2 separate regions of the Homo sapiens genome follow, and region 1 is linked to region 2. A link is a loop called in an ENCODE intact Hi-C map of the cell type or tissue named here. Cell type or tissue: heart right ventricle. All regions are shown on one strand. Links, peaks and the distances in the headings refer to the core of each region. The heading gives the core; the rest is flanking DNA.

Region 1 (9,995 bases), core at 1,413-9,412, 370 kb before region 2:
ACCATCATCACCATCATCACCATTATCAACATTGTCATTGTCACCATCATCATCATAACCACCATCGTCACCACCATCATTGTCATCGTTATTATGCCCAAGATCACAAGACTAGGTCTGGATTTGGGGCTGTTGACTCAGGAGGCCACACTATAGCCACCCCAATCTCACACGGGCCCCTATTCAGGATGCCTGGGCAGGTATCTGTGCACAACAGCCCTGGCTCTGCTCTCCAGCCCCTCCTTCAGGCTCACCTCACAGGCAGGTAAACATGTTCTCAGACATGCTGTGGTGCGGGCTGGGAGAAGAGCCTCCCTCCTCCTTCCCAGAGCAGCTGTTTCTGGGCCAAGCAGGGCCCAGGCCAGCCCCAAATGCATTGTGTGTAGAAGGGAACAAGCCCAGAACAAGGAAATCCTCCTTCCAGGCCAGGGAGGTGGGTGTCCGGGTGAGTGGCAGGTCAGGGCCGTGGGATGGGCCTTCTCCTGCAGCGAGCCCGACACTGAGCTACAGCCACCAGCCCCCACTCCTGCCCCAGATAGAACCCGCTCTTGGGTGAAGGCTACGATAGCCAGCCTCAGAGTGGGACTTATGGGGTGTGGGGAGAACACGGACCTGGCCATGAGCTGTCAGGGGATTCCTGGGGCACTGCCTCCTAAGCCATGACTCGACATCCTCTCGTCTTGGAGAGACAGAGGCAGTAACAGCCCCGCCCCAGGTTTGCAGAGGCTTAAGTGAGGTCACCAACGTGAGGGGGAGGCCCAGCTGCCCGGGAGCCCTGGAGACTGTCACGGCATTTGTCACAGGGACCCTGGGAGTGTTGGGCCAGCGCATCTTTCCATTTCGTGCCATTCAGTTTTACTTTAACTCACTTTACTATTTTGTTTTTTGAATTTATTTTACTTGATGAGACTTTAGAATTTTTACATTGAGGGAGAACCTACCTATGAGAAAGTGCCCAGATCCTGAAGGTCCCACCCCTGTGGTCACGGCAGGCACTGGGTCAGAGCCTGGGGGTCCAGGGTACCTTCCCCACCCCCCTCCCCAGAGGCTCCTCATGCCCCTTTCCAGGACATGGTGAAGACAGGCAGAGGGGCTGGGCTGGCCGGGCCTGGGCACTGGGTACTGGGTCCCACCGTGAGTCTCCCTGGAGTACAGGCTGACCCAGCAGGGAGACCCGGAGAAGTCCTCTCCCCACACCTCCTGGGGGCTGGCTGAAATCTGAGCCAAATGACAGGAAAAGAGGCACTTCCATCCCAGTGGACACACCAAGGGCTCCCACGCTGGCCAGGCGCCAGGCCAGCTCAGCCAAACTGGTTCAAAGAAAGGAAGCTGAAGGGGAGACCAGAAGCAAGGCCCACTCTGCCTCCAGGACCAGGCCCACCTGGGGCAGAGACTGGGGTCTGTCCCCACCCGGGACCTGTGGGCCTGTATCCTGACCTGGGCCCAAGCTGACCTCTGACCCCAGCATAGACGGATCCCCAGTCTCGGCTCCAGGCCAACTTCTTTTTTTTTTGAGACAGAGTCTCGCTCTGTCCCCCAGGCTGGAGTGCAGTGGCACGATCTCAGCTCACTGCAAGCTCCGCCTCCCTGGTTCACGTCATTCTCCTGCCTCAGCCTCCCAAGTACCTGGGACTACAGGTGCCCGCCACCACGCCCAGCTAATTTTTTGTATTTTTAGTAGTGACAGAGTTTCACCATGTTAGCCAGGATGGTCTCGATCTCCTGACCTCGTGATCCGCCCGCCTCGGCCTCCCAAAGTGCCAGGATCACAGGCATGAGCCACCACGCATAAGCCACCACACCCGGCTTTTTTTTTTTTAAGACGAAGTCTCGCTCTGTCCCCCAGGCTGGAGTGCAGTGGCGTGATCTCGGCTCACTGCAAGCTCCACCTCCCTGGTTCACATCATTCTCCTGTCTCAGCCTCTCGAGTAGCTGGGACTACAGGCACCCGCCACCATGCCTAGCCAATTTTTTTTTTTTTTTTTTTTTAGCTGGAGTTTTGCTCTTGTTGCCCAGGCTGGAGAGCAATGGCGCGATCTTGGCTCACCGCAACCTCCGCCTCCCGGGTTCAAGCGATTCTTCTGCCTCAGCCTCCCTAGTAGCTGGGATTACAGGCATGTGCCACCACGCCTGGCTAATTTTGTATTTTTTTTTTTTTTAGTAGAGATGGGGTTTCTCCATGTTGGTCAGGCTGGTCTCGAACTCCCGACCTCAGGTGGTCCGCCCACCTCGGCCTCCCAAAGTGCTGGGATTACAGGCGTGAGCCACCGCACCCGGCCTCCAGGCCAACTTCTGACCCCAGGCCCCAGCATTCCGGAGCCAGGGCAGCACCGTAATTAAGGCAGAGACCTGGGAATCAGGCCTGTTTCTGGTGCCACCTCCACACACACCCGGCCCTTCTCCTCCCTGAGCCTCAGTTTTCCCATTTGGAGGCAGGACCGTTCCTCCTTCACCGTGGGTGGAGGGGAGGATCCACAGGGAAAGGGACTGCCAGGGACACCGTGAGGGGTGCACTATGCAAAGGCAGTGTCGCGTCCACACGGGGTGCACCTGCAGACACAGAGAAAAACTAACTTTTACTTTTGCTGCTGTTTTCCTACTGAAAATGGGCCACCTCTGGCTGGGCGCGGTAGCTCACGCCTGTCATCCCAGCACTTTGGGAGGCCAACGGGGGCAGATCATGAGGTCAGGAGATCGAGACCATCCTGGCTAACACGGTGAAACCCCGTCTCTACTAAAAATACAAAAAATTAGCCGGGCGCGGTGGCTCACGCCTGTAGTCCCAGCACTTTGGGAGGCTGACGGGGGCGGATCACGAGGTCAGGAGATCAAGAGCATCCTGGCTAACATTGTGAAACCCCGTCTCTACTAAAAATACAAAAAATTAGCCGGGCGTGGTGGTGAGCGCCTGTAGTCCCAGCTACTCGGGAGGCTGAGGCAGGAGAATGGTGGGAACCCAGGAGGCGGAGCTTGCAGTGAGTGGAGATCGCACCACTGCACTCCAGCCTGGGCGACAGAGTGAGACTCGTCTCAAAAAAAAAAAAAGAAAAGAAAAGAAAAAGAAAATTAGCCACCTCTGTCTGCCTATGTGTCCAGGAAGGGGCCTGGGACTGGCTCTCGGGGCCTAGCTCCTCCTGCCCTCTGGGAAATGTGCAGAATGTCTAAGCCAGCAAGCAGGCATGGGAAGGGAGTGGCCGGCCGGATGCAGGGCTCCATGGAACAAGTTCCCCAGTGCCAGGGCAGGACAGCAGGGCCTGGAGAGCCATCATCAGCAGGCTCCATCCTTCCACCTGTGAACTGTGACCTGAGAGGAGCCACCTCCTGGGAGGCCCACGAGGGGTCCTGACCAGCAGCCTGGCACCTGCTGGGGCCACGCAGAGACCCCATGGCAGCCTGCGGGAAGGGCAGTTATCATCCCATTGACAGAGCAGTGACTGAGGCCAAGCGGGACGGAGTCGCTTCCCTGGAGTCATGGAGGATTCGAGGGCCCGGCATGCCCAGTGGGAATGGCGGGATTTCGGGCACGGCACGTCCAGAGGCAACGGTGTGAGGCCCCCTCATTTCTGGAGCCCTGCTGGCGCCCAGCCGGGAGCCTGGGATGGGCCCCAGAGGAAGGCGGCTGGGACTCCTGCTCCACCCCCACCTCCCCGAGCCCATCCCAGCTGCTTCTGAGAGCGTCGGGCTGGACGTGCCCGCACGGCAGAAACAGGCCCAGAGACGAGGCTGTGTTTTGCTTGAAAGCCTCTGCGGAGTGATGGAATCCACATTCCTGCCCCAGGTGAGTCGCCCAGGCTTGTCTTGCTCAGCCTGGCTCTCCCAGCTCCTCAGGGTTCCCAGCCACTCAAGGTTCCCAGCTCTGTGGCCCGGCTGGAGCTCCGAGGCCCTGGAAGTTCTTGTGGGACCCAACAAGCCCCTGAGGGGCAGCCAGAGGCCCTCATCTGCTGGGACTCCTGCAGGTGGCTCCGCAGGGTCACAGGTCGCCCTGGGCCCTGGGGCCACAGTGAATGGATCCTAAGGCTGCCCTGCAAAGGGACCCCAGAGAGGGGATGGGGTTGCACCCCCGGGCCGGCCACTGCGTGCCATGCAGACCTCTCAACCGGCCATGCTGGTGGGAGGCGCCCAGCAACTGGCAGGGCCCAGGAGGGTTCCTGCCAAGAACCTGGCACCCGGCCTGGGAGTCAGGCAGAGCCGCGGCCCCCACCTCCCTCCCACAGCGCCACCACCTCTCAGCGCTTCCTGGGGCCCCTGCCTCGGGGTGCTTTTGCCCACTCCCCTCAGGGGGCCTCACGGCCACCCAGCAGGGAGGCACCATTGTCCCTGCTCAGCACTTGAAGCCCTAAGACTCTCCCAGGCTCCCAGCCAGGGAGGCACTGAGCCAAGACTGGGCAAGGAATGGGCCAGGCCCACCAGCTCCCCAACCATCCGGCCAGGACACAGGGCAGCCCCTGCCTGACTGCTGTCCCCAGGAGCCTGCACCAGGAGCCAGGAACCATCTGAGCTCCAGGCCTGCATGACAAGGCTACATGAGAACCAGTATTGATTCATTTCATTCATTCACTCCACAAACACAGGTGCTCCTCGACCCTCCGTGAGGCCACGTCCTGATAAACCCGTGGTAGGTTAGAAATACCGACAGCTGAAATGCTCTAATACACTTAACCCACGGAACATCACAGCTGAGCCTTCTTGCCTTATACACACTCAGCACACTTCCATTAGCCTACAGCTGGGCGAAGTCATCCCCCACGAAGCCTCCTTTATAATAATGCATCAAATGCCTCACGTAATTTGTCCAATGCTATAAGAAGGAGAAAAACAGATTGGTTGTGTGGGCACTGGAAGTACGGTTTCTACCGAACAATTGCAAATCAGAAGCCGGGAACCGTAGAGCACAGAACACCCGTCATGTCCACCCGCCATTTCCAAGCCCCGTGCTGGGTACAGGCGCTCCTTGGTGCGTGGAACAGACAGCCCTGTGCCCAGGGAGCTCGCAGCCTAGGACGGGACAACTGGCATCCCAGGAGGGTGTAGGGCTGTGAGTCTCACCGGGGAGATTCAGCCCCGGGACATGGGGCTACTCAGAAGATATTTTTGGTTGTCACGACTGGAGGGCAAGTGCTTCTGGCCTCTTGGGAGTGGGGGCCAAGCGGCCCCACCTCAGGTCAGTGTCCAGCCAGACTGTCTGACCAGCGCCTGTTGAGGGGCTCTGAAGGGCCATGGCCCGGATGAAGGGGCTCCAGGGGCAGGGTGGCCAGGGAAGGCCTCTCTGAGCAGGGGACTTTCACAGAGTGAGCGGAATTGAGATGGCCCGGTTCCTCTGCAGGTCCCCACAGCCTGGGAAGAGGAGAATCTGAGAGCACGGCCGCCTGGGGGCAGGCCGAGGCAGGCGGATCCTGAGGGAGCAGCCGCCTGGTGCCAGGCCTGGGGAATTCCAGGAGGCAGAGGCCTCAAAAGCCCTCCTCCAGGCTCCGAGTTCCCAGCAGCCCCTGCCACATTCCTCCACCTGGGTGGGCAGGGGTGCAGGGGCTCAGTGCATTCCTGGTGGAGATAGGGAGGCCAGCCTGCGGCCTGCGCCAGCCTCCTGCGGGGCCTGGGGAGCCCTGTCCAGGCTCTGCCGAGCTCAGCATATTGGAGCTGAGCCAGTCGGCCTTTGCTGGAACACTCAGGCGGAGGTCGCCTTTCGCCTTTCTGTGTGGGGAGAAGCCACTTGCAGATAAGGCAGGGATTCACCAGCTCCGGGGGGCTGGCAGGACATGGCCACACTTCACCTGCAACCAAGCCTCCCCATCTGTAAAATACAGATAACAAGGGGGCCAGGCGGTGGCTCACACCTGTAATCCCAGCACTTTGAGAGGATGAGGCCTGTGGATCACTTGAGGTCAGGAATTCGAGACCAGCCTGGCCAACATAGTGAAACCTTGTCTCTACTAAAAATACAAAAATTAGCTGGGCGTGGTGGCGAGCACCTGTAATCCCAGCTACTCAGGAAGCTGAGGCAGGAGAATCGCTTGAACCCGAGATGCAGAGGTTACAGTGAGCCGAGATCGCGCCACTGCACTCCAGCCTGGGCGACGAGCAAAACTCCATCTCAAAAAACAAAAAAAAACAAGAGCAGGTCCCTCGCAGGAGATGGGAGCCAGCTCCGCGCCCGGCCTGATGTCGGCTGCACGGGCTGCCTGGCTCTCCTGCACAGAGGTGGGAGGGAGGCACGGGGGGGCCCAGGTCAAGAAAACACAACCCCCACATGTTCAGGGGGCTGGAGGTGGGGGCTGCGCCTCTGACCTGAAGCTGCCCAGCAAGCCCTTTGTGGAGCCAGGAGCAGGCAGTGGGCAACTGGGCCGACAGGCCCTACCCTGGCCGCCAGGAGGCTCCGTGGCAGCTGCTCTCTTGCACGCCATCCCCACTGCCACTCCCGGGTTCTGAGAGAGAGCCCCATGGGAGGCCACGCACAGACCCCTGACCTGGCTGCCGGGGGTGGTCCAGATCCCTTGCGAGAGGAAACGTGGGCCCCCAGTGGACCCCAGCACCATCTGTGGTCAGCGGGAGCCTTCCAAGTCTCCGTGTGTTTACATTCCCCCAGGAAATAGCTCCCCAGAAGAGCTGCAAATATTTTCTTAATGTTGGAACTTGTGGCAAACAGAGGCCTGGAGTGGGCCCACCCACACTTTGCCCCTCCACACATCGGGGGCCCAGTGGGATCCTGGGGTTACCTCCTCACCTGGCCCACCCCCTCCCCCTCCCCCTCCTGGCAGGGGACAGGCACATGGGGGCCCAGCTGGGGCATCTTCCTGCCGGAGCTGGGGCAGCCAGCCCAGGGGATTCAGTGGCACTGCCATCCTCCCACCTTTCAGCCTTCCTTTCGTGAAACTGGGCTGGCAATAGGTGGAGGTGGCTGAGGTGTTGCTTGGCGGTTTGAATCAATGAAGACCCTAGGGGACGGGGGTCAGGCCCTGGACCTGCCTAGTAACTCAGGCTCCTGGCAGACCGGGCTGAAGACAGAGGCAGCTGCGGGGCTGTCTCTCCCGCCCCAGGCTGAGTCAGTGTGTAGGGCTGGGTGTCCTGGGTATGTGATGGCCCTAAACACAGGCCCCCACCTCTCTGTGCATGAGCACAGGTCCAGCTGGTGTTGGCAGGCTGTGTGGGTGGCCCATAAGCACCAAGAAGTACCCTGCTTCTACTGACCTCCACCTGAAGACTCCCAGGCACCTGCCCGCCTGAACTGGCTCTGCAGGCTCACTCAGCATCCACGTGCTCCTCCCTCTCCCCCTCCACACTGGCGAGGGGCCAGTGGCCATGGCACATCCCAGGCCTCCGGTCCCTGGTCCCTGGGCAGCCCCTCCAAGAGCCTGCCTGTACAGAGTGCCGCTCCTGTCCACTGATGTCTACTGTGTGGATGGACCACGTTTCTCTCCCCAGTCGACCCTGGATGGCCGTTCGGGCTGTTTCTGCCTGATGGCTCTGGTGCCTGGCGCTGCCGTGCGTGTTTACCCACGAGTGTCTGTGCAGAGACGTGTTTACGCTTCTCTCTGCAGCTACCAGGTGTGGAGCTGCTGGGCCGTGTGCAACTGTGTTCAGTCCTTTGAGGAACCACCAGCTGGTGTCCTAGCAGCTCCCACACTGGACACCACACTGGTCCCCGCAGGATCCTGCCTGTAGTTGTTATTGTCTTATTTCCTGATTCTGTTGGTGGCTATAGAGTGAGGATCACGGTGTGGGCCTCAGGCGGGCATAAAAAGAGGCTGGAGTCTGGGCACTGGGCCCTTGCCTGCCACGCCTGGTGTGGGAGGATGTGGGTCCCGGGGCAGTGGGAAGGTGACGGGAGAGGGGCGATCGGTCATTCAGCCACCATCGTCCAGCAGCCCAGCGCTGGGCTCGGACGCAGCAGTGAGCACACGGAGCTGCCTCTGCCTTATGTGCTTTGTCTGGGGGGCTGATGTGGGTCAGGAGATCTCATCCTGGACGCCCAAGGACACGCTGCACTGTCCTCTGTGAGCCGGGGGCAGCAACATGCCTCCCGGGCAGAGGGCGCAAGGACAGAGGGCCCATCCCTGTTGTGGATGGCACTTTCAGTGTGGAAGTGCGCGGCCTGGGAGCCGTCACTCCTGGGATCCTGGTTCACTGCAGAATCTGGACCAGCTCCTGGGCAGGAACCGTGGCCCGTTGTGTCCCAGTGATGGCACCAGCCCCCAGACTAAGCCAAGCCCCACGTTCGATCCAGTCAAATAAAGTGACCGAGGCGCACACCCGCGATCCCTAGTGAACGTGACCGAGGCGCACACCCGCGATCCCTAGTGAACGTGACCGAGGCGCACACCCGCGATCCCTAGTGAACGTGACCGAGGCCCACACCCGCGATCCCTAGTGAACGTGACCGAGGCGCACACCCGCGATCCCTAGTGAACGTGACCGAGGCCCACACCCGCGATCCCTAGTGAACGTGACCGAGGCGCACACCCGCGATCCCTAGTGAACGTGACCGAGGCCCACACCCGCGATCCCTAGTGAACGTGACCGAGGCGCACACCCGCGATCCCTAGTGAACGTGACCGAGGCGCACACCCGCGATCCCTAGTGAACGTGACCGAGGCCCACACCCGCGATCCCTAGTGAACGTGACCGAGGCTCACACCTGTGATCCCTAAGACCCTTGGCTGAGCTTGGCAGGGCTAGGGCAGCAGCGGGGGGAACACAAAGAGAGCAAGAGAGACAAAGAGAGATAGAGAGACACAAAGACAGAGAGATACAGAGACAGAGAGAAACAGAGACAAAGAGACAGAGATCGAGACAGATGGAGACAAGCAGAAACGGAGAAACAGAGATAGACAAAGAGATAGAGACAGAGACAGAAATAGAGATGGAGACAAGCAGAAACGGAGAAACAGAGATAGACAAAGAGATAGAGACAGAGACAGAAATAGAGAGAGAGATGGAGACAAGCAGAAACGGAGAAACAGAGAGATAGACAAAGAGATAGAGACAGAGAAATAGAGACAGAGAGTTGAAGACAGAAACAGACAGAGAAAGAGATACAGAGATAGAGACAGAAACAGAGACAGACAGATGGAGACAGAGAGGCAGAGAGTCAGAGGGAGAGAGTCAGGAGAGGGAGGGGTGGGAGGGGGACGCTTCCCTCTGCCCCAGGGACCCTGGCTAGCCAAGGCACACACCAGGGCGCAGGCAGAGGGGATGAAGCCCCGTGGGCGTCCATGAGGCTGGAAGCGGCTGACTGTGGGGCCTGGGGAGTTGCCCTTGCAGTGCGGGAAAGCCAACCCGGATGAGGGGAGGCCTTTGTCCTGAGGAGGGGCCTTTGCAGAGCTGCAGGTGTTCCCATCCATGTGGGACCCCCAGCCAGATGTCCCAAGGTCGGTGAGGGGCCGGGCCAAGCTGCCTCCCTCTGAGGGGTTCTCAGCCCAGGAGGCTGGGTTCATGGGAGACATTTGAGGGTGGGCTCGTGGGGGCCCTGGCCTCGCCCAGGGCGCAGTCCCAGGTTCCTGCCCAGGCTCTGGCTCTGCCCACTGGGCCCTCCTGGGAAGTCAGATTCCTCCTGGGCTTCGAGGCCTTCTGGCCATATAAGGCCGTCTGTGGGCACCTCCTGGAGAAGCTCAGAACCCTCACCCCCCACCCGCCCCACCCTCTATGAGAACCAGAGCTCAGCCAGGCAAGGACAGAGGCAGGGGAGGGCCTGCTGGAGCCGTGGTCCTGTGGGGGAGGAGGGCACAGGCAGGCCAGGCCCCAGGGGTAGAGGCTCAGGGTCCCGAGTCACCCTGCCCAGCATGCTGGGGCGCCCCCATTCCGCCTGTTTCCCCTGGGGTTCCTGGCCCCTGGAGCTCACTAGGGCTCCCCAGTCTAGGCCTGAGGCAAGCAAGTGGTAAGAATGGGGGTACGGGGTAGGGGGACCGCAATTAAATAAGATTAAGGTGACACGTGGAAGCGTAGGTGCCCGGCCTCGGGGTGGACGCTGCAGCCGTGTGCCACTGCATGTTTACCCCGGGCGA
Region 2 (9,995 bases), core at 1,240-9,239:
AGTGCAGTGTTTATAGCCCTGCTCCCACGGCTGCATCCCCACCTCTGTCATGGGAAGTTAAATTTAAAAGTTGGACAATTGTGTTGCTGTTTCTAATGGAATTTATGATATAACTGGTTGCTGTTTTTTGAAGCTAACATTAATGCCAAACCTGAATGGCAGGATTTGCTTTCCTGTGGTTTAGCTCAAGAACCATGACGGGCAAATGGTTCTCCTGTCCTAAGGGTTGCGTCGCATCTGCGCCTGTGTTGTGGTTGTCAGGGCAGTGTGGGGGCAGCACTGCCCTGCCTCCCGAGAGGAGGGTTCTGGTGAGGAGCCTCGTGGCCCACCCTCCCTCTGTTGGGTCTGGGTGTCACAGGACAGCAGGCTGGGAGACCCTGGAGTATGGGCCGTAGACATGGTTGTGCCCTCTAGGCCCAGCCCAGCGGACGTGGCCCTGGCACAGGCAGGAGGTGGGGGCAAGGAGACTGGCATGTCTGTGGGGTGTATGGGCTGGTTGGGGGCATGGGGGCACGTGGTGTGGCCGGTGGAAGCCATTGCTACACTGCCTTGCTGTCCAGCTCATTCATAAAAGGAAGGCTCAGGTGCCATTTTTTTTCCATGGCCTTTTAACAACCTTTACAGTTTTTTTGTCTTGTATACCATCTTGACTCACAAGTGTGTTTTGAGTTTGGGGGATTCGTGTGTTTAAGACTTGATTTCCTTTGTTTCCTTCTCACAGCTGTCAGCTTCCCCTGGGTCAGGCCAGGGCCTCCTCATGGCTCTGGGGTGGTTGCGTTCCTGACGCCAGGTCTCCTTTGTCTGCAGGAATGGTCCTCGTCCGAAGTGAGAATGGGCAGTTGTTAATGATTCCTCAGCAGGCCTTGGCCCAGATGCAGGCGCAGGCCCATGCCCAGCCTCAGACCACCATGGCGCCTCGCCCTGCCACCCCCACAAGTGCCCCTCCCGTCCAGATCTCCACCGTACAGGTGAGTGCACGTGTGCCCTGGAGTGCGAACCCCTTCCCTGCCCAGCCCCTCTCCCCACGCATGCTGGGGAAACCTGCAAGGGCCAGGCACAGCCATGGGAGTGAGGACTGGGAAGTGTGGGCGGCGTCCCAGTCCCATCCGTCCCATCTAGGATGGGCCCGGGACGGCGCTGCTCTCCTGTCCTCCTCTCGGTGGCAGGGCTGTGCCTGTCTCAGAGACACCAGCTCCCGCAGCCCACTGCAGGGCGGGCCGAGTGGGGTCAAAGTGAGCAGTCCAGGGTTGGCCGCTCTGGCCCCTTCCCTTCTCTCCCTGTGGCTTCACCTTCCTGTGCCTGTCCCCTCATCTGCAAAGTAGAGATGGTGCTAGGACTCCACTGGCAGGACCGCCACCAGCGCCGCATGGAGACTTTTAAGGCACCAAGAGTCCTGGAGCCGCTGTGTGCGAGTGGGGTTGGCTGCTGCTGTTAGGGGGTGCCAGAGGGACACACACACACACACACATACACACACACACACACACACACACACCCACACCCCCGCGTCAGCCTTCAGGGCCGAAGCTCCCGACTCCTGAGCTGTGGTAGGGAGCACGGATTCACACACACACACACACACACACACACACACACACACACACACACCCGCGTCAGCCTTCAGGGCCGAAGCTCCCGACCCCTGAGCTGTGGTAGGGAGCACGGATTCTGACTTGGAGGGCAGAGTGCCCAGGACTTGCCTCTCCCGGCGTGTGTCTGTGTCTGGCCCCATGACTGTCACCTGCACGTGCCCGCACGCTGCGTGTTCCTGCCCCGTCTCCTGCCGTGTTTCCCTGGCACTGTGATGCTGCTGCTCTGAATGACCTGGCAGGTTTGTGAAGACTGGAATGACTTGATCAGCATCCTTCTCCTGCTACGTGAGCTGCGTACCCTCTGGAGTTGTGCCTCTGTCCCATAGACAGGGACGTGGACGGACGTGCCGGAGGCTGCCAGAGACCACCCAGATCTGAAGTAGCACAGAACGGTGTCCTCAAGTCTGCAGCATCTGTCTGCTGAGTGGGACACTGTGGAAGACACTCGTGGCTTCACTTGCACTGTGGGCATCCCATTGCAGTCTGCCATCTGCTCTTTCCATGTCAGTCTCTCTCCGACAAACTTCATGGGCTCAGGACTTGTGGCGTCCCTCTGTCCTGGGCAGCCACCTTCCTTCCCCTCTCTGGCACTGACTGGCCATCTAGCCTAGGGGCGGCCACCTCCCTACCCCTTTGCGACACTGACTGGCCGTCTGCCTTTGCATCCTTTTTAGTGATTGTTAACGAGGTCACAAGCCAGCAGCACGAGGATTGATTTCTAGATACCTGCGTTCTTCAGAGATGACCTTTTGTAGACTCTGTTAAGAAGCCTAATGATATGTTTATTGTAGTATAGGAAAATGTTTGTCATACACTTGTTCTTTGGTAAGAAAACTTTAGAATTACAGTGGCTTCATTGCAGATCACGGATAAGCCTGGGACCCACTTGGATATACTAGTTACATATGGAAGGAATAATTTCTGTGTACCTGGGGGTGGGAATTCCTTTTACTTGCGCTCGTTTTAGGTGACTCTGCTTATTTTTCAGGCACCTGGAACACCTATCATTGCACGGCAGGTGACCCCAACTACCATAATTAAGCAAGTGTCTCAGGCCCAGACAACGGTGCAGCCCAGTGCAACCCTGCAGCGCTCGCCCGGCGTCCAGGTGAGAGGGCAGGCGGCGGATCTCTTGAGGCTGCAGGGGCCACGAAGTGTGATTTCTTTGATGCAGAGATCAGGCCTTAGGAGTTTTTTTTTTTTTTTAAACTGGATACTACGTCAAATCTGGGGAGGAAGGTTCTCTGTGAAGAAAGTGCTTTTTCTTTGACCACCAACATGGGATAAGTCAGGATTTCTTTTTTTCTTTTTTCTTTTTTTTAGTCACACAGAATTTAACACCAGCAGCACTGTTCAAGCTTTCCACCATGTTGGAAGCATTAAAACTATGTCCTTACTAGTACTTGATCATAAGGCATGTCTGAAGCAGAAGCAGCCTGCGGTGAGGACAGTGTGTGTGTGCACATGTGGCCTTGTGTGTAACTTGAGGACGGCGGCTGTCGCTAAGGTGAACGTGGCCGAGGCGTCGCTCTCACTGTTGCAGGCACATGGACCGTAACTTTCACCGCACCCTGGGAAGCAGATGACATCGCTCCCTTCATCTCGTGGTGCGGCGCTTACACTGAGGCAAGGGAGGCTCTGGGACTCACTCCCGGCCATGCCACCTGCACGGTGCCTGCCACGCCACGCTGCCACCTGCCGCTCACATCCCTCGTCTGTAGTGAGAGCATCGTTCTAGAAGGGTTCTGTATCCACCCTGGTGGCCGCTGGTTTCTAGAACAGCGTTTTCATCTGCAGAGAGGAGCGTGTCCCAGAGCAGGTGCTGGCCCCTCTCCTAGTGGTGCTGATGCTCCTGACAGCTCAGCCTTTGGCCTGCAGATCCCAGAAGGGTTTGTGTGCAGGCCAGGCTGTTCTGGAAGGGGTGGCGGAGGTGTGTGGAGGGGAAGGGGCTGGCCGGTCAGACGCACCTGGTGAGGGAAGCAGCTTTCTCTGGGCAGTCAGCAGGAAGCAGCTGGGAGAAAAATGGTTCAGGGGTTTTTCTTGGTCACCTGGTGTCTGTGAGCATCCGTGGATGCGTAGGTCTCTATGGTGTTGGTCGCTGCTGGTGAAGCACCTGCCATGAGCCAGGCAGTGGGCCTGGACGCTCTGCAGAGAGATCCAGAGTCCTTGCCTCAGTGCCACAGGCCCTTTTCCCATTGCTCAGTGGTGAAATGGAGGCTGAGCCCCAGGGGGTGTGGACTCCAGGGGCAGCTCCCCCCGCAACCCCGGCTCTTCTACCCTCACTGGGTCATGTCCTGGCTGGCTGCAGCTGCAGTGGGTGAAAGTGGGTGGAAGGGCGGTTCAGTACCAGGGAGATGTGTGCTGGCCTTTGGTGCAGGCCCCGCCCTTGGTGTTTTCCCTGAAGGAGCTTGCTCAGTCCTGTGCTCTGATTGGTGCGTCTGGATTTTTGGTTACAGTGACTTTTTTGAGAAGGTAGTTGGAGCTTATGGTTAAGTTTTTGCATTATACTTAGTGGCAGACACAATCTGGATATCATCTGAGTGAAATATGTGTTCTTAGGAGTGGAAGTAAGTGTGAGGAGTCAGTTTTGATGGGAAAGAAGACTCCCAAAAGATGAGGTGGGTCCTGGGTACTCCCAGGGTCCAGAAGCAGCAGCTTGGTGTGTCCTTTTATGTTTTCTTCACTGGAGGTTTTTATTTGATGTTTTTCAGTTAAAAAAAAAATCCATGCTTATTGTTACAAGTGAAAAGATACACAGACTTAGAAACAGTCCCTCCACCCTGCTGCCTCCTCACAGCCCATCCGCACCCCTCTGGAAGCGGGGCTGGTTCAGAGTTGCTTCCCACGTGCTGGCGGGGCTGCACCCACCGGGAGAGAGCTCGCTGCTCCGGAGCCATTCTCAGGCTTACACTGCCCCCTGCTTTCAGAAGTTGCAAAGGAGTGTTTAAAAAATTGGAGACAGAAAATGTTGACTGCTAGATTTATACATTGGAAAAGTACTAGTTTAAAATATCAGTAAACATTTGCATTCTGATTATTCATGTAGAATGGAAATGTTAGGAATCGAGTACAGGCCACTGAGTTGTCTGAGCTACCTTTTGGCGTCTGGCTGTTCATTTGCTTAGCAAAGCAGCCCCTCCTTTCTGACAGTTTGACACTGATGACCCATCCTCCATTGCTCGAATCTGCTCTGAAAACTCCCCTCTGTGGGAGGCTTCTTGTTGACACTCACTTTTGGGGAGTAAAGAAAGGTGGGTTTGGGTGATTGCAGGGAGCTGGGGACCCTCCCCTATGGGAGGCTGCGGCTGTGGAGCCCTGACCGCCCTGTAGCCAGCCTCTGCACCTGGGAGGATGGAGCTTTCAGGAGCCGTTCTTCTGTTTGTTGTTTTGATTTCTGAGAGATGGGGATCTGGGTTGCCTGTTAGGATTATTTACTCTGGTCTCTATGTGACTTTTTCCATGGACTTCTGAGGACTGGGGTCTCTGCAGTGCCTGGCTTTGTGAACGTCCGTTTTTGATGCAGGTGCAAATCATGCCTTCCTCACCCGCTCAGGACTGCGATCGTCAGGGCACAGGGCAGGCCTCCCAGCAGCACTCCCGTGTCCAGCGGGCTGGCAGGTGGCCGGGGTCCTTGGCTTCCTGGGCGTCCTGGCCACCGCAGGGAGGCTTGTTTTCTTTTGCTGGGCGTGAGGCTGGTCTCCCCCTCGTCAGCTGGTGGCGTGAGATGCCCTTACCTTGTGTTTTTGGATTCTTGTAGCCTCAGCTCGTTCTGGGTGGCGCTGCCCAGACGGCTTCACTTGGGACGGCGACGGCTGTTCAGACGGGGACTCCTCAGCGCACGGTACCAGGGGCGACCACCACTTCCTCAGCTGCCACGGTAAGAGCCACTCCTTTCCGTGCCTTCAAAGACGGTCAGGCCCGTGGCGCAGGTCAGAAAATGCAGCCTTGAGACCTCAGGCCGGCTTCTGTCCCAGACCGCTCACTGCTTGCTTCACAAAGCAGTGAACAGTCTGGGGCCCACGTGAGCACGTGGGGCTCTGCTGCTGTGCTGTGTGAGGTGGGCTCCGAGGGCCTTAGACCGCAGAAGTCTGCAAACAGCAAAAGCCCAAACACCTGCCTTTGAAAAAGTCACTGGTGCACTGTCGCGTTGTATGTAAAACAGCAGCGCCACCCGTTTGTACACACTCGTAGTGTCGGCCTGTATCGATACACATCTTTATTAAAACAGAAGAGTCACTGGTGAACTGTTGTGTTCAGTGTGTAAAACAGCAGCGCCACCCGTTTGTACACACAGTGTCGGCCTGTATCGATAGACATCTTTAAACAGTGGGCCCCACTTGACGCCTTTTTGGTGTTTCTTTGCTGCGTACTTTTCGTTGCTTTAGTGACCGCATCCTATTTGGTTCCTTCTGTGTCCGTTTGGATTGGCATAGGTTGTCCTTATGGTCAGCAACATTGTAGCAGGCATCTTCGCAGAGTCTCTTTTCACTTTTTTAATTATTTGCATAGCTGCATTCCTAGATGTGGCCTTGCGGGGCTGAGGGAGATGCTGACTTCGGTGGCCATGTGACTGATGTGGCTGGCCTGCCCCATGGCCCAGGGTTCCAAGAGGTGGTGCGTTTTCTTGAAAGAAGTTTAGAGAAGAAATATATGTATCTTTTGTACATATGCATATTTTAGTAACCAAAGGCTGTGACAAAAATCTGCCTTTTAAGATTTTTCACTTATATCTTTTTACTTTAATCCAGGAAACTATGGAAAACGTGAAGAAATGTAAAAATTTCCTATCTACGTTAATAAAACTGGCTTCATCTGGCAAGCAGTCTACAGAGACAGCAGCTAATGTGAAAGAGCTCGTGCAGAATTTACTGGTGAGAAACCTTGACTTTACATTCCCTTTCCCCTAAAGCCTGTTGCATAGGACAGACACCTGTTGCTGCTGTGACCTGTGCCCGGGAGGCCTGTGCCAGCAGGGAGAGCTCCTCTGGAAGGCTGCAGGCGAAGGGGAGGGGTGCACACGTGTCGAAGGCGTGTGTGGCCTAGCTAAGGAGACTCCTTCCTGGGGCTGGGTGTTCTGGGGCCGGCGCCTGGAGGTCTCCCGGGCTTTGCCGTTTTCTGGTGCCTGCGTCCCTTGTCTGTGGCTCTCTTCTCCTCTGGCTGCCCCAACCATGCTGCACTCTGGTCAGGGTCTCCAGCAACTCCCTTCTGGCCCTCTCCCCACTCCTGTGTGACCTCTTATAAAATTCCCAGGTGTCCGCAGTCCCGGCTGGAACAGGCATTCTGCACCCTGAGCCACCAGAAGCCCCCTCCCCATGGAGCAGACCAGCTGAGGCACATTCGCGCTCCAGTGGCAGAGCCGTCCCCCCCACCCCCACCCCTCCCGAAACCTCTGTCGCAGAGAACAGCACTCTGTCCCCTGGCCGGAAGGTGGGAGGGAGGATTCCTGGCAGCCTCCCCTCTCCTTAACCCACAGTCCCAAGCTCCAGATCTCCACTCATGGCCGAGCTCTCGGCTGTCCACCTTCCTCAGCCTCATGGCTGTCTCGTGGCTCAGGGCTGTGCTGGCGTCAGTGGGATGGCCTGGGGATCTGGAGTGGCTGGTCTTACCGTGCCTTCTCCTTGTCCGCCTGACCATGTCTTCCGGAGTCTCTTAGGGTTCAGTCCAGGCACCGCCTTCCCGCCTTGTCGCCTGTCTTCCCGACCTTTATTCCACACTGGCCTCTGTTTCTGAAACAGGATCTGGCCCTCTTGCTCTGGGCTCCCTTTTGTCTGACTGTAGACTCTGGGCACCCTGGCCGCTTGCAGGGGTGAGCACAGCTGTCATCTGCTCCTGAAGGCGCGGATGCCCTGACTGTGTGGATCCTGTCTGTGTGGCCCCTGGCACGCTGTGACCTCCTGCAGCACCGCACTTGCAGTGCTGGCTTTGATAATGGAGTTACTTTTAGGCTGATCTGCCTCCTAGCAAAATGCCTGACACCGAGTAGGTGCCTGGTAAGCACTGAGTAAAGACTGGCATTGAGTAAGAGACTTAGAAAAAGACGAGAAGTAGACAGGTGACCCTCCCAGGAGGAGACGTGGTCCGCAGCTGGCTGCACTGCAGTGTCCAGGGTGAGCGCCTGTCACACATGTACCTGTGAAAGGTGTAGCACGCAGACTTTCCCATCTCCTCTGTCCAGTGAAACTCGGGGCGGAATCAGCCGTAAAATACGAGACCAGAGTGATGCGGGATTCAGAAGTGTGTGTGGAATCTCATTCACCAGAATTTCAACATGGATTTTATTTTTAAGGATGGAAAAATAGAAGCAGAAGATTTCACAAGCAGGTTATACCGAGAACTTAATTCTTCACCTCAACCTTACCTTGTGCCTTTCCTGAAGGTAATTTCAAAGGCCCCGGTGCCTGCGAGCAGTAGGGCCAGGGAGGGGTGGGGCGCAGATGCACCAAGTGTGCAGGGCGAGGATGCTCCAGGCACGGAGGGTGCACAGCGCTTGTGCTGCCTACGGGGGTGGGGCCGGGGACTCAGTGCCTGGGGACAGAATGTTAGTTTTTTTTCTGTAAAGCAGGAGCTCCCCTGACACGGTGGCCTTGTGGTTCTGTCGTGCGCAAGGTGGTGAGAAGGGCGTGTGCTTCCTGAAAGTGAAGGGGACGGGGAATGGGGTAGCGTTTGCAAAACTGGATAGGACCAAGGGTTTCAACAGCGTCAGGCTGTCTCTGTTGGGTAATCATTGGTATCAGCACATTTTAAAAATCAATACGTATATTTGTACACATTTATGAGGTGTATGTGATGTTTTGTTACAGTCATAGATAGAATCAGGATATTTGGGGTCTGTCACCTTGAGTACTTATTTCCATGTGTTGGGAACATTCAGAATCTTCTCTTCCAGTGATGTTAACATATTTTAAAAAGTTTTTTAAAAATATGTCTCTTTTTGTTTGTTTTCTTGAACACATTTTGGACATTTGCTATCAGGAATAATCCCACTTAGTGGGAGGGCAGGATGGGGTCCTGGCCCTTGACATCCAGACATGCTGCCGTGAGGGCCAAGATCCATCTTACTTAGCTCAAAAGCTTTCTGTAAAAGTTGATATTTCTGAATTTTTAAGCAAGGAAAACCGACGCATGAGCAGCCGCCTGACCCCTCGTGTCTGTCTTTCCACCCAGAGGAGCTTACCCGCCTTGAGACAGCTGACCCCCGACTCCGCGGCCTTCATCCAGCAGAGCCAGCAGCAGCCGCCACCGCCCACCTCGCAGGCCACCACTGCGCTCACGGCCGTGGTGCTGAGTAGCTCGGTCCAGCGCACGGCCGGGAAGACGGCGGCCACCGTGACCAGTGCCCTCCAGCCCCCTGTGCTCAGCCTCACGCAGCCCACGCAGGTCGGCGTCGGCAAGCAGGGGCAACCCACACCGCTGGTATGGAAGGGGCGCCTGACTGGTCTGCACAGCCCACCGTGCCTCTGCTCCCGCCCGCTTCTTAGATAAATTGGCCACGGCTCAGAAACCTTTTCCAAGCATGCAGGAAGCCTCCTGCTAGAGGAAGCTTGGGTATTACCTTAAATAGTTAAAATAGAAACCAGAGGTTGAGGCCCTGGGATGTTGTATTTTGTCTCAGTAAAATGAAATAGTTGAGTTGGCTTTGAACCACCGGCACGTCCCCGCCCTGCCTTGTCTGGGGATGTTACTGGTGTAAATGAATGCAGCGTGCTTTTAGAGGATCTTGTAGATAGATGTTCTCTTGGATTAGGAGCAGCGGTCCAAGCGTAAGACACGGGCACCTGCGTGGGACAGGTGGGCAGGAGACTGGAGGCAGGGTAGCAGCTCACAGCACAGGGTGGATTTAGGTGAGTCCCGGGAGGCGAAGCCGCGGCTGCTCATAGCGGTTCACTTATGTGCAGTTTGGATCTGGCTTTCTTGGTTTTATAGTCATGACGTTTGCTCTGCAGCTAGAGAAAGGATGTCTTTGCCAGAAGAATTACATTTTGAGCACATTCCCTTTCATGGGCAGAGGGATTCACCAAACGTAGAGGGGCAGTTTTAAAAAAATTTCAGAGGTGTTTTCTTCCTCTAAAGACAGCTTAAACAACAAAATGGTGCGGGCTCCCTCATCATGAGCTGGTATGTGTTGTGATGGTGTACACATCAGAACCAGCTGGGTGAGGAGTAGCCATTAGGGGGCTGGCTCTTGTGCTCTGTTCAAGTTGCATTTGTTTTTGTCTTGATAATAGCGAGGAGAACAGGGTGAAATGGCATGGAGGGAGGGTGTCCCTTATAAAGGCCAGGGAAGGGCTGAGCGCCTGTGTAAAGAGAGGGCTTCCTTGCCTGCCTTTTGACTCCAGAGGGAAAGAGATGTGCCGTGCCTCTTGCTTTAGTGTAAGGACAGAACTTCCCTGTTCACTAGTCAGT

What was found. Peaks named below come from ENCODE experiments on the same cell type or tissue, not always from the same donor. Only the 100,000 strongest peaks of a DNase experiment are listed, where the experiment ranks them.
Region 1: it touches region 2 in a loop (2.9-fold over the local background); 28 of 110 quality-filtered maps call a loop at or near these places.

Annotation. Positions count from the first base shown.
Region 1 is chr20:62,372,063-62,382,057 of GRCh38, reverse strand. It overlaps LOC105372708 (a long non-coding RNA gene), which reads left to right and starts at 3,231. Exons shown (of 2, transcript XR_936966.4): 1 at 3,231-3,778; 2 at 4,572-8,243. RefSeq lists enhancers at 94-774, 3,448-4,049, 6,458-7,059, 7,060-7,663. In heart right ventricle, for the core only: a CTCF peak has its summit at 5,371 (motif pointing right); no DNase peak of the experiment used is centred there; H3K27ac peaks cover 3,993 bases.
Region 2 is chr20:62,005,520-62,015,514 of GRCh38, reverse strand. It overlaps TAF4 (TATA-box binding protein associated factor 4), which reads left to right. Exons shown (of 15, transcript NM_003185.4): 2 at 808-968; 3 at 2,581-2,700; 4 at 5,350-5,469; 5 at 6,341-6,463; 6 at 7,879-7,968; 7 at 8,757-9,005. Among named protein-coding and RNA genes, the nearest start is that of MIR3195, 54 kb to the left of the region's middle. RefSeq lists an enhancer at 1,047-1,548. In heart right ventricle, for the core only: a CTCF peak has its summit at 4,509; a DNase peak (open chromatin) is centred at 4,464.